Regions from separate parts of the Homo sapiens genome. Here region 1 is linked to region 2. A link is a loop called in an ENCODE intact Hi-C map of the cell type or tissue named here. Cell type or tissue: HCT116. All regions are shown on one strand. Links, peaks and the distances in the headings refer to the core of each region. The heading gives the core; the rest is flanking DNA.

Evidence for each region. A loop is a pair of places that touch in the nucleus more often than their neighbours do. Peaks named below come from ENCODE experiments on the same cell type or tissue, not always from the same donor. Only the 100,000 strongest peaks of a DNase experiment are listed, where the experiment ranks them.
Region 1: a loop joins it to region 2, with 6 times the contacts of the local background. A loop is called at or near these places in 1 of 110 quality-filtered maps.

Annotation. Positions count from the first base shown.
Region 1 is chr3:134,598,065-134,604,450 of GRCh38, reverse strand. KY (kyphoscoliosis peptidase) reads left to right here. Exons shown (of 11, transcript NM_178554.6): 11 at 1-4,528. The coding sequence ends at 872. It also overlaps a transcript of CEP63 not described here. Among named protein-coding and RNA genes, the nearest start is that of KY, 50 kb to the left of the region's middle. RefSeq lists a silencer at 90-384. In HCT116, for the core only: a CTCF peak has its summit at 3,443 (motif pointing left); a DNase peak (open chromatin) is centred at 3,410; H3K27me3 peaks cover 467 bases.
Region 2 is chr3:135,788,627-135,795,012 of GRCh38, reverse strand. LOC105374123 (a long non-coding RNA gene) reads left to right here and starts at 1,087. Exons shown (of 3, transcript XR_924529.2): 1 at 1,087-1,159. In HCT116, for the core only: a CTCF peak has its summit at 2,651 (motif pointing right); a DNase peak (open chromatin) is centred at 2,644; H3K27me3 peaks cover 299 bases.

The DNA of each region.
Region 1 (6,386 bases), core at 1,924-4,423, 1.2 Mb after region 2:
TTGAGAGCTGCGCCCCGACGCTGTTCATGTTCATGCTCAATGGCAAGCAAGAGCATGGGCTGCTGAGCCTAAGGAAGAATGGGATGAAGTTGGAGGTGTACCCTCCAACCATGGGCACTCACAAGCTGCAGATCTTTGCCAAGGGCAACTCCGACATCTACAGCTCAGTGCTGGAGTACACGCTCAAGTGCAATTATGTGGACATGGGTGTCCAGCTGCCTGCTGAGCTTCACCAGCCCGTGGGCCCCAGCTGGTTCTCGGAGCAGATGGGCATCATGAAGCCCTCCCACCCTGACCCTATCATCCACACCAGCGACGGGCGCTGCTCCATCAGCTTCAGCGTGGAGGAGGGCATTAATGTCCTGGCTTCCCTCCACGGGGATGATGGCCCCATCACTGAGGAGACACAGCGGCGCTACATCTTCCAGCTGCACCGGGAGAAGCAGACCGAGCTGAAAGTCCAGCTGCCCCATGCAGGCAAGTTTGCCCTCAAGATCTTTGTCAAGAAGAGGCAGGAACCAGGAAACTACATCTTCGTCTTTAATTACCTTGTATGCTGTGCCAACACCAAGGTGAACTGGCCCATGTTCCCTGAGAGCTTTGGCAACTGGGGACAGGACAATGAGCTGCTGGAACCTCTGTCAGGTGTGCTTCCTGCCAACCGGAATGTCCCATTCAAATTGAAGCTGCATGGTATTGCCAAAGTCCTGGTGAAGGGGCAGGACACATGGCCCCTGACCCTGAACCACGAGGGCTACTGGGAGGGAAGCTGCAGCACAGCTGGCTGCCAGGAAGTCTATGTCATGGTGCTGGAGAATGCCAACCACAATTTCTACTCCTACATCCTGAAATACAAAGTGAATGCCCAGTGAGGGCTGTGCCCCGGTCTTACCCTCCCAAAGGGCCAAGGCCAGACCTCCCCAGGGAGGGCTCGAAGGAAGTGCAGGGAGCCCTGGACACCACTGAGTCTGCATGAAATCCCTTCTAGGCCTCTGCCTCAGTGTCCCACCTCTGCCACAGGAGCTGTGATCTTTGTGTTCTGAAGGCTTCACTCAGGTGTGGCTGTGACTGAGGGGGCAGAGGCAGTGGCTCTTTAGAAGGAAAAGGTGCTATGTAAATCTAAGGTATTGTAAACTGTACACCTGCATCCAGATGCCCCTTCTCGTATTAGTGCTGCTGCTGTTGTTGTTGCTGTAGGGTTGATGAGGGAAAGCAGGGATATTGCCCAGGTTGACAGCTTTTCACATGATGCTTAGAGAATTCTCTTCCATGCCCAAGGGGACATGATTTGCAAGGCTGGGTTGTCCTTGAATCACAGAGCCCCTTTCAAGCAATATCACCGTGCCTCTCGACAGCTCCGAGCCCCCAGGGAATCTTGGACTATCTTCTCCTCCCAGACCTGATCATCTTCTGCATCCTGCTGCCTCTTCATTAGCTACTTCTTGTTCTTCAAGAGCCCAAGAAAAAGGGTGTGGTGAGGAAGCCAGCTGACCCACAACTGGCTGGAAGCTGATCGTCTCCAACATCCCTAAGTATAGTCAGGAATGTGACAACCAGAAAGTTGTGAGGAGACTGCAAAGCAAAGAGCAGCCCATGCCCGCTGTGGCTGTGCAGGTGGGAGGGACACTGTCGGCAGAGCTGCAGCCTTGGTCTGAGGGTGTAAGACCTCCAGCTCTGCTCTGAGAGGAGTACACAGGGCAGGTAGTTCAGTCTAAGGCCTGGAGTGCCCTCCAGGCCCTCACAGAGCCTGGGCCTCAGGCCCCTGCCCCACCTCCACAGAGAGCCTCCAGAGGCTGGCCAGGCCCTTGGGGAGTCTTGTGGATAGCCCTGAATAAGGACCTGGGCGCAGATCAGGTGAGTAGTGCAGTGCGGCAATGCCGAGGAGACTCACACTTTAACAGGGCTCTGCCTGCCCCCAGTGTCTCTACCAGCAAAGCCAGGGCTGGGAAGAATTCCAGCTGCACGAGAGCAGCTTTTGTGCCTGTCTCGGAGAAAACATCCTATCCCGTCTCCTTTCCTCCCTTCTCTGAGAAGACAGCCCCCTCCAGTCTCACCTTGCATGGGGACAGCTCAGGGCTCCTTGCTTGCTCAGGCACAGACTGAGAGGCCTCAGCTGCCCAGCTGGCCCTCAGCAGCGCCTCAGGCTGCCGTTGCCATGGCAACGGAGGAAAGGCTGACTTCAGCGAGGGCAGATAAGAGGGAAAGGCGAGAGAGGCCCCACATGGCCACTGCAGAACCATCCTGGCACACAGACATGCTCCCTGCTGAACTCCCGGCTTCTCCAGCTCCGTGGCCCCTGGCTGTCTCAGTGCCCCCCAACCCCTGAGAGCCAGCACTGCCTGGCACCTCTCCCCACAGCCCCTCCACAGGCCTCCAGGCTCAACCACAGCCAGGGCCAGCTGGGACCCTCATAGCTTCCTCCGTGGCACTCACCCTCACATCCCTGTATCCAACAAATGCTCACAGAAGTACCAGATGCTTGGGCTACAGAGGTGAACCAAGGGGGCCCGGCCCCTGCCATCCAGAGTACAGGGTGAGGAAACTGCCAGGCAGCAGCAGCCTTCCCTGCCCAGGCCTGACTGAAGATCCAGGCTCCAGACACTTCTGTTCATTATCCCCCGGGATCCCTCCCCTAAAAGTCCCCACTGCCACCCAGCACGGTGGCCTAGCCCAGAACCAGCTCACAAGGGTGCCCATCATCCAACAGGCCGGCGGCCTCGAGCAAAAGGGGTGTCTCCCCTGGGGGGCTGAACTGTCCTGGGCAGGTCCTGCGCCCTCCGCAGTCTCTGCCACCGAGGCCACCCAGCCAGCCTCGTGTCACTCACACCTGAAAAATGCACAAAGGCCCCGGAGGCATAACAGCTATGCACCACCACAGGGAAACAAAGGGAGTTTTACACCCTGAAAACAGCCGTCTTGCACACTTCTGATTTTATGGGCTTAAAGAAATGTGTTTGTTTCATCAAAACAATAAGTGCCTTCGATGACGCATGTCACTCACTGGACCCCGCGCTGGCTGCCTCGCTTAGTCCTGCTGGAGACCCCCATACCTTTTCGATATGCAATATAATTAATCAATACATCCTGGAGCATTGCAGAGAATGCCACCCAGCAAAATAGGAGCTGTCCCCAGCACCAGAGAGGGAGGCCCCGCCCCTCAAAGCACCGCAGGGCATCAGCAAGCCCCTCCCTCTCGTTTAACTAGGCACCCCCTTTGTAAAGACAGCTGTAGGCGCAGTCAGAAAATCACCTGCATTTCTTTCCACTGAAGTAAAAATACATGAAATGAAATCTAATCTTCATGAATTTTTACACGCATGCTGCTCAGGGTAGACATTCGGAGTTGCATTTTGAAGGCTTTTCTTTAAATCCCCATCTTTGTTTCCCGGGCGACGAGTCCCAGTCGCCGGCGGAATGGCACGGGCGCCCCCAGGTGTCCGAAGTGCGGAGCTGCCGGCGCTGCACACCGCGAGGCTGATCTATCACCGGGCTTTTTCGCAGAACTTGAAAATGCTGTGGAAATGTTTATGTTAAAATCACTAGGTGCTTTCTCGTGGCTTCTCAGCGCTACCTTATGTGTACACGGAGGACATCTTTGTCACGCACAAGCTGTGAGGGCATCCTGGGGGACAACCTGGTGTGTTGAAAAGACAAGGGATGTGATGGGACTGTTTTGCCTGGAAATAACTTCTTGAAACAGAAGCACTTGACATAGGACTGGATGGAACAGCTGTGACTACACTCATTACTATACCATTGAAGGATTGGAACCGATCAAACTCAGAAAGTATCTGCTTGCAATTCTCAGGATGGCAGCCCCCAGGCCACAGGGCAGAAGGGAACCGAGGGTGGAGGAGTGGTGGGCAGAGGCACTACAACCACAACTTCAGTACACTTCTTTCCAGCTTGTTTCAGAAGTGCCATAGCTCAGCTGGACTCCATTTTCAATCTGATTATGATCATTGTGAGTTCCCCATATGTTACATTGTCCTACCAGGACAGCCTCCTCACTGCCTGCTAAGATTAAAAGTAAATAAATAGACTAACTGAAGCATGAAGGATTTCGGCTAGACATAAAGAACTATTTCCTGTTGTTAAGCAGGAGGGACAAGTTGCCAAGAAAGTTTGTGAAATCCTCTTCTCAAAGGACTTGAAAAGGAGAAAAGTTTTCCCAGTGGTCTGAGGTTTTAGATGCCATGTTCACTAGAAGGAGTGGGTTTTCTCCTCTCCAAACCAATTAATTCCTGAGATATCCTGGTCTGCCTGCAGCAAACAGAGGGTTAACAGCATCACTACATCATTTGCTATTGGCAAAATTTTCGAAGATGGTGTGCCTCTATTGCCCGCCTCAGTTTATCTTAGGTCTATAATTTCTTTTCATTTGGAGTAAGTAGTCGGCAATTGAAAGAGGTGATTACTTCTCATAATGTGTGCATTGAGTTGTGTGGGCCGGTGGCTGTTGAGTATGCTTTCTCCATGTTGTTGCTGGTGTTGTTTTTCAATAAAATTTATATTCATTTTTATCCAACAATGTAATTATCGATTCATTCTTATCATGTATCTCACAAGGTGGGAAATGGAGAGAAACAGGAAAAATGCTTTCATGTTCAAAGGAAGCCCTAGAAAAAAATCAATGTCCCAGCCAGTTGAATGCGACGGTGAGATGCGAATGGAATGTCAGGCAAATAGCTATTTCACATTAAAGAAAACATAATCAGGTTAGCTCCAGCCACTCTATGGTTCACATGCCTTTGAAGAACACGAAGGCACTGTTTCTTTCATTGAATCTTGTTTAACTTGAAAATTTTAAAGTCAATCCTAATTTATTTTTACAGTGGGAGAAAAAAAATTACCAAAAATGCCTATCAGCCTACTTTTCTTTTGAATGTATATAAATATGTACTTCTTGATATTCATATACATGCAGAAACTTTCCAGCCGGTCACCTAAGCAGATTATTCATAAACTAGACATTTAGAGAAATACAGAAAATGAAAAATCCAGACATTTCTGAGAAGCTGCTGTAACCATGGAGACCATTCTCGTAGCTGTAGTGTGAAGGACAAAAAGAACTTGTGTTCCCAAATCTGGCTTCGTCATGTCTCTCGCTGCTAGATCCACAAAAACGAGGCCCAGCATGCTTCTCCTTAGGAAGGAGACCCGGCAGCATATTAAGAGGAAGTCAGAAGAAACAGTCTTCCACACAAAAGAAGGAGTAGCTCTTGAGTTATTAGAACAGTCTGAAAATGCCATCCCCAAAGCTGGAGTGGATGACCTCCAATGTCCCTTCCAGTCCGGAGAGTTTGTGATGCCGTGTCTCTGTGAACAGATGCTGGCAGGCAGTGGGCCTGGGGTTGTCAGTTACAGAACATCTGAAGGGCCCTGCTGTGGAACATCTGAAGGGCCCTGCTGTGTTAAGAGCCTGCCCCTGGAGCCCCTGGCAGACTGCACTGCTGGCTCCTCTCTTGCCTGAGGGCAAGGGGCTGGAGAAAGCCCAGCAGAGGGACCAAAGGGGAAGAACAGCCTCTGACAGGATGCTGGTTCTGTCTGATTTTGCAAGCAGAACTAAAGGAAACTGAAAGTTAACGGGGATGTCCTCTTTGGGGTGTCCCACAGGCATCTCCGAGTCAAAAGATGCTAAACTGGAGTTACTTCTCTCCCTCAAATTACTCCCAACTCCTCCTGGGTCCCCAGTTCAGTAAATGCATCCCTATCCAACCAGATAACTAAGTTAGACTCATGGCAGTCACTGGTGATGAAACCCAGTCCCTTCTGGATGTGTCTCACCTCCCACCTGCTCTCCCAACTCCACCTTCTCTCCTTTCCCACGACCTGCTACAAACCAGGTCCTCATGATCTCAGCTATACTGTTTGTGTCTTATACTTTCCATGGGGAGATGAAGCCTCCCGGCCCTATTACTGTCCACAATGGCCTCCCATTCATATATTCTTATCACACTAGGACGATAGGGTTGTTAAGACAAGGTTTCCAAGAAATCCTTTCAGAACAATCTCACCATCTCTGGAAAGACATAATTGGTATTAGGCACTAGCGGGAAAGGCAGGTCTTCAACAAAAAACTGGTTTTTATAGGGAATCGGAAAGAAGCACTGTCTCCTTTTTCTCTAAAGAGACAAGGTGCCAAGGCCACCCAGTCAGCCTCGTGTCACTCATGCCCGAAAAATGCACAAAGGCCCCAGAGGCATAATAGTTATGCACCACCACAGGGAAACGAGGGGTGTTTTACACCCTGAAAACAGCCTTTTTGCACACCTTTGATTTTACGGGCTGAAAGAAATGTATTGTGTTTCATCAAAATAATAAGCACCTTCGATGATGCATGTCACTCGCTGGACCCCACACTGGCTGCCTCGGCCTACTTCACT
Region 2 (6,386 bases), core at 1,323-3,822:
CCTTTTATTATTTTCAGTACAAAAGCCAGGCTCAGAGTGGAGAAGAGCCTTTTCTAAAGTCACCAAGTGCATAAGTGGAACCCAGGACTCCTCCTGCTCATCATGCCACCTTGAAGCTTCCTGGAGCATCAAATGCCTGTTTGAGGGAGAGATACTTATTCTTAATCCATTCATGTTGTCTTTAGTACATGGGACCCAGGGTGCAAAGTGGAGTCAGGCATTTTCTGACTTTTAGTGTGGCAAGTTTTCAGTTTTGAACCTTTTTAATGCCATCCCAGCTCTCTTCCTTTGATGAGAGGATGAGCTATGCATTAAAATAGGATATCTACAACTGATCTGTTGAGTTTTGAGTGCTTAGAGAGGCTCCCAAACCACTTCTGCTACAGAGCTCAAATGGCCTCCATTTGTAAGGTCCTCATGATCTCAGTTAGAATGTAAAGCAATGAGCCATTATTAGCCATACATATATGACTTCCAATTTTGTTTTCCTGATGAGTTTAAATAACCAAGGAGATATTTCGATAGGGATAGTGGATAGGTAAGTTTGAAGGCTGGAGGTAGATTTTGAAATATGTGAGCAGTAAACATGGCCTAGAGAAGACATACTAAGTTGGGAATTTCATGGGCCATCGGGGACAATATAAAGGCACCAATGGCCTAAAGGTGGAGGAGGGAGAGAGAACCAACAAAGAATTGAGAGGGCAGGGAGTAGCAGCTCCAAAAACCTCCACTGCCTAGCTCAAAATTTTCCTGGGATTCATCCTTGCTACCATCCTTGGCTAAGTCCATGGGATTTCCCACCAGACGTTATGGCCATTGGGCTTTCTAATCAATAGTCAGAGAATCTGATTCTCCTTTGGTCTAAGAGTGCATCTGCCATGTCTGTGTGCTAAGAACTCAATATCAAATAGAACTGCACTCTGGAAGGACCCTCTGAGGACATCTAGTCAAGTCCCTTGACTGGGCAGGTGAAGTCCTGAGAGTTTGTGTAGACCTGCTTCAGCCAGCCAGTGGGGCATTGAGCCTAGGACCCCATTCCCCTGACTTCTATCTTTCTCTTTCATAACAGACCCTGAAATGGTGACACACACTTCTGCTTGTGATTTGTATCTGGGACTCGGAGCCCCAGCTTTGGCTTCCAGAATCTCTGAATTGACAGGTATTGGGGCAAGGTAGACACTTCTGACATCTTTCTTGGGTCGAATGATCATATGTGCTCAAAAGATGTCTTCATTCTGAAAAAAGGAGTATTCTCTAGACAGGTACATTACCTAGTGGACCACAGGAGTGAGTGAGAACAGGGAAGGAAGAAGGGAAAAGTGGCTGTGTTTTGCAAATTAGATGATGATAAGGATAATTTCTGCAGTTCCATTTCCTAGAGGGAGTACTTAGTAAGTGGCATATCCTGCTCAGAGAGAGCCCAACCTGTCCACTCATTCTCATGCCTGATCATCCGACACCTTTGATAGTGACCAACAATAATAATTTACATTTACTGAGCACATTTTGCCAAGAAACTAAAAAACATATTATAAATGTCATGTGCTATGACAGGCACTATTATCCTGTGAGAAATATTGCAACAAATCATCCGATAATTAATTTGCAAATACCAGAAAACCAGAGGGTACTGGATGAAAACCAACATGACTGTGCAGGGAGCCAATCACATCAGACCAATTTAATTTCCTCCAGGTCAGAATGACAGGTCTGGAAGATAAGGCAAAAGCAATAGACGTAAAATATCCTGACTTCAGTAAGCCCTTTAGCTCTGTTCCATATGATGTCCTCATAAACATGCTATGAAAATATGGTGTTGGCTCTGCTATTGTTACTTTGTCTTTGATTTATCATAGTTCTCTCTCCCTAAAGAATTTGAATGGAGTGCTCTGCAGAAAAATATCTGCTGCCTGGGAGAGCACTGTAAGGGCCCTGTACAGGACTCAGGCCTGGAATTAGTCTTGTTCAGTAATATGATTACAGAGATAACTCATGGTGACACAACACTTTAACATTTACAAAATGCTCAGAGCTGGGTCTCACACCCAAGTCTTTAGTTTCTAAGCTTAGATTATTTTCTGCTCTCCCATACTGCCTTGAAAGGAGCTAGCTATTCACACAGCTATTCCAGAGGAACTATGCTTTTGTGATGAGGAGGTTTAGAACAGTAATATTTGCAGTGGAAGATGAGGGAAGCTGGTTCCCTGAGGATAGCCCCCAGCCCTGTGCTCCAGGCTTTTTCCATCATGATTCCCTTGGTGGAGTCAAGCAGTTGTGGGTGGGCCTGCTGGTGAGCCTGAAGGCAGATGTGATGCTGGGAGTTTGGTTCAGGTGAGGATGGAGTGAGTAAGGTAGAGAAGGCTCTCCATTCTCAAAGACTGGGGTGAAGAAGGGAGATTTCACAACTCCCTGAGAGGCCCAGCTGCTAAGAGGGCCAGAGGGACCCTCAGAGAGCTGTTGCACCTGTTGCCGGATGCGTGTGGTCCCTGGAAACACTGCCTGAGCCTGCTGACCAGTGGTGCCAGGTAGAAGAGGACTGCCACACTGTCCTATGTCAGGGAATGTGGGACAGAGCTGCTTTCTTGACCCCTGCAGAGAGGGCGCTTGTAATTGTTGGACAGCTTATTCACTGCCAGCCCACCAGGAGGCACAAATCCACCATCTTTCTGACGCCTTCTGGTTTGAGACACCCTAAACAGCCCAAACAGTGCGAGTGCCCAGGGAACATATAATCATGAGTAGAAAAAGAAAACTCATTATCCACTTAAGGGAATTTAGTAAACAATGAGAATAGGTAGCTTGTACTGAGGTAGAACAAAACGATGTGGCAGAAGAGAGCTTTATTAGACTGGAAGTAAGAGCTCTCAAGGAAAACCAGAGAACAACATGAATTTTCTTAAACAACGAAAAATGATTTCTTAATTTAAAAAATTTCAGCTGGGCACAGTGGCGCACACCTGTAATCCCAGCACTTAGGGAGGCCGAGGCAGGCAGATTACCTGAGGTCGGGAGTTCGAGACCAGCCTGACCAACATGGAGAAACCCTGTCTCTACTAAAAATACAAAATTAGTTGGGCATGGCGGCACATGTCTGTAATCCCGGCTACCTGGGAGGCTGAGGCAGGAGAATTGCTTGATCCCAGGAGGCAGAAGCTGCAGTGAACCGAGATCGCACCATTGCACTCAAGCCTGGGCAACAGGAGCGAAACTCCATCTCAAAAAAAAAAAAAAAAAATTTCATAGGCAAACTGTAAAAGGGACTGGTCACTGCTGGGAACCAAATTAGCATTCTGGATGATCATATGGGAGACATAGCTCACCAACTAAGTGAAAATGCAAAATACAAAGATATGGTGCTTATGAGCAAAACGCTAAGAAATATAACCAAGAAATCTAATATGAAAAAAGCCAGGGGTTATAGAAGGGTAGAAGGAGAGATAATAGCTAAAGAAATGATAGATGAAACATTTTCTGACTGAAGAAAGACATGGTCTGTAGTAAGGAAGGGCTCAGTGAGAGTTCCAGGATTGTTGCAAACAGATGCACCCCAGGCATAGGAGGCGTTGCTGAGCTCCAGAGAAAAAGAAAATTTTACAGACTGTGGATAGAAAAAAATGAGACATTTACAAAAAAGGCTTTTACATTTATTTGTGGAACTGGAAACTGGAAGACTGTGGAACAATATTTACCAATATTGAAAGAAAAGGGAATGATTATCTCTCAGAGAGTTTTTGGACATACAAAGCACCAGTGAAGATTCTACCCACATTCCACATGCAGGGTCAAAAATTAGAAGGGATGGTAAAAATGACTGTAGCCCCCCATCAATCATATTGATTTTTCCCTTTGTGAGTGTGTGTGTTCCCGTGTGATAAGGACAGGGCATCCTAATAGTAGGGAATGGAGAGAAAGTCAGGAAGTCTGTTAAACCGGTAGGTGGGCTCAGAAGGTTTTGATGCTTGTTTGCATTTAGAAATGTTTACTGAAGAACTGAGTTGACTATAACAAACATAATCTCAGCCTTGTGTGAGGGGGCCACAGACAAACAAATTTGGTTGTAGTGGAATTTCCCAGTGGGAGAAACAAGACATAGTGCTGGAAGACCAGACGTTCCTTCCTGAGCACTTTCCCCCTAAGGTTGCCAGGCTTAGCAAATCAAAATACAGGATACCCAGTTAAAAATTGGAAATGGGAGAAAATTTTTGCAATCTATCCGTCTGACAAAGGGCTAATATCCAGAATCTACAAAGAACTCAACAAATTTACAAGAAAAAACCAAATAACCCCATCAAAAAGTGGGCAAAGGATATGAACAGATACTTCTCAAAAGAAGACATTTAGGCAGCCACCAGACATGTGAAAAAATGCACATCATCACGGGCCATCAGAGAAATGCAAATCAAAACCACAATGAGATACCATCTCATGCCAGTTAGAATGGGAATCATTAAAAAGGCAGGAAACAACAGATGCTAGAGAGGATGTAGAGAAATAGGAACGCTTTTACACTGTTGGTGGGACTGTAAACTAGTTCAACCATTGTGGAAGACAGTGTGGCAATTCCTCAAGGATCCAGAACTGGAAATACCATTTTACCCAGAGATCCCATTACTGGGTATATACCCAAAGGATTATAAATCATGCTACTATAAAGACACATGCACAAGTATGTTTATTGCGGCACTATTCACAATAGCAAAAACTTGGAACCAACCCAAATGTCCATCAGTGATAGACTGGATTAAGAAAATGTGGTACATATATACCACGGAATACTATGCAGCCATAAAAAAGGATGAGTTCATGTCCTTTGCAGGGACATGGATGAAGCTGGAAACCATCATTCTGAGCAAACTATCACAAGGACAGAAAACCAAACACCACATGTTCTCACTCATAGGTGGGAATTGAACATTGAGAACACCTGGACACAAGGCGAGGAACATCACACATGGGGGCCTGTCATGGGGTGGGGGGCAGGGGGAGGGATAGCATTAGGAGAAATACCTAATGTAAAGACGAGTTAATGGGTGCAGCAAACCAACATGGCACATGTATACATATGTAACAAACCTGCATGTTGTGCACATGTACCCTAGAACTTAAAGTATAATAATAAAAAATAAATAAAAATTGGAATTTCAGGTAAACAAAAAAGTGTGTGTGTGTGTGTATTCCTAATTAGTGCATAAGCATCCTGTATTTTACCTGTATTCTCACCTCAACCTGGAGCCACAGAGAACTAACTACAGTTTTCGGGGAGCTTGGGATGTCAGCTATAGATAGATTCTTAATACTGGAGTTTCAATGGGAAGGGAAAAAAAGAAAGCTTGAAGTGAAAGATGGGGTCAGGGCCAGTGTGGGAACTAGAGAAGGAGTGGTTTCTGAGCACCAGCTTGTCTTTCTCCCATTTTAAAACAGATTTGAATTGGTACTTGCCTTTGTGGCATTTGAAATCTAATTATAAAGATTGTGTGTGTGTGATAATAAGAACTAAGTTTCATTGAGCATTTATCACATATCAGCCACTATGCTAAGCACTTTAGCTCACTTATTCTTCAAAATAATGATCCCCATTTTATAGATGAGGAAATTACACTGCAGAGAGTTTAAATAACTTGCTTAAGGTCACACAGCCAGCAAGTGGCAGAGCCAGGACTTGAACCCAGGTTTGCCTGATCCTGGGAGCTGCACTTTTGCCCTCTATGCCATCCTACTCCACAAACAAGTACAGCAAGCAAAAAAACAAAAACCAGGCATAGTGCTTGCTGACCCTGTTTGCAGGCTTTAGGGTGATCAGGGTGGAAGAGATTGACGGGGGAAGTCTTCTTGGAAAAAGAGACCAGAAAACTGGATTCTCTCCAATGGGTTTGAATTTGGGTTGGGGAAAGGAGTGAGCAGTGAGAATGTCAACTGGGACTAGTGGAAGGAGGGGCTAGGTTGGGTGGTCAGTGAGGGTAGGGGTGGATGGGTCATGAGGCGGTGCCCCAACACATCAGAGGAGACAGGAAGAGTTGAGTTGGCCTAGCAGGGACAGTATTTGTGTCCAGTGTGGTACACAGAGGGACCAGGAGAGAGGTTCACCATAGGCTGAAGAGGAGGGCAGAGGAGTGGTGGGGGTGGGGGTAGAGTGGGCAGGTTGGAGCCATGTTTAGGAGGTATGTAGACAAGGCTTAGAGATGGAACTTGATGTAATGTGGGGAGAGGCAGATGGGAGGATGCCCACAGCGTCCTGTGGCAGTGCCTCCAAGGGGAGGGAACCTGGTATACTGGCTTGGGTGGGGGCAAAAGGAAGGAGTCTTGTTGGCTACAGGGGGAAGCTTGTTTCTGGGGTAAGTTGCTATCCCCAGGAAAGGAGGGGACCAATAGTGTCTCTTCCTGTGCAG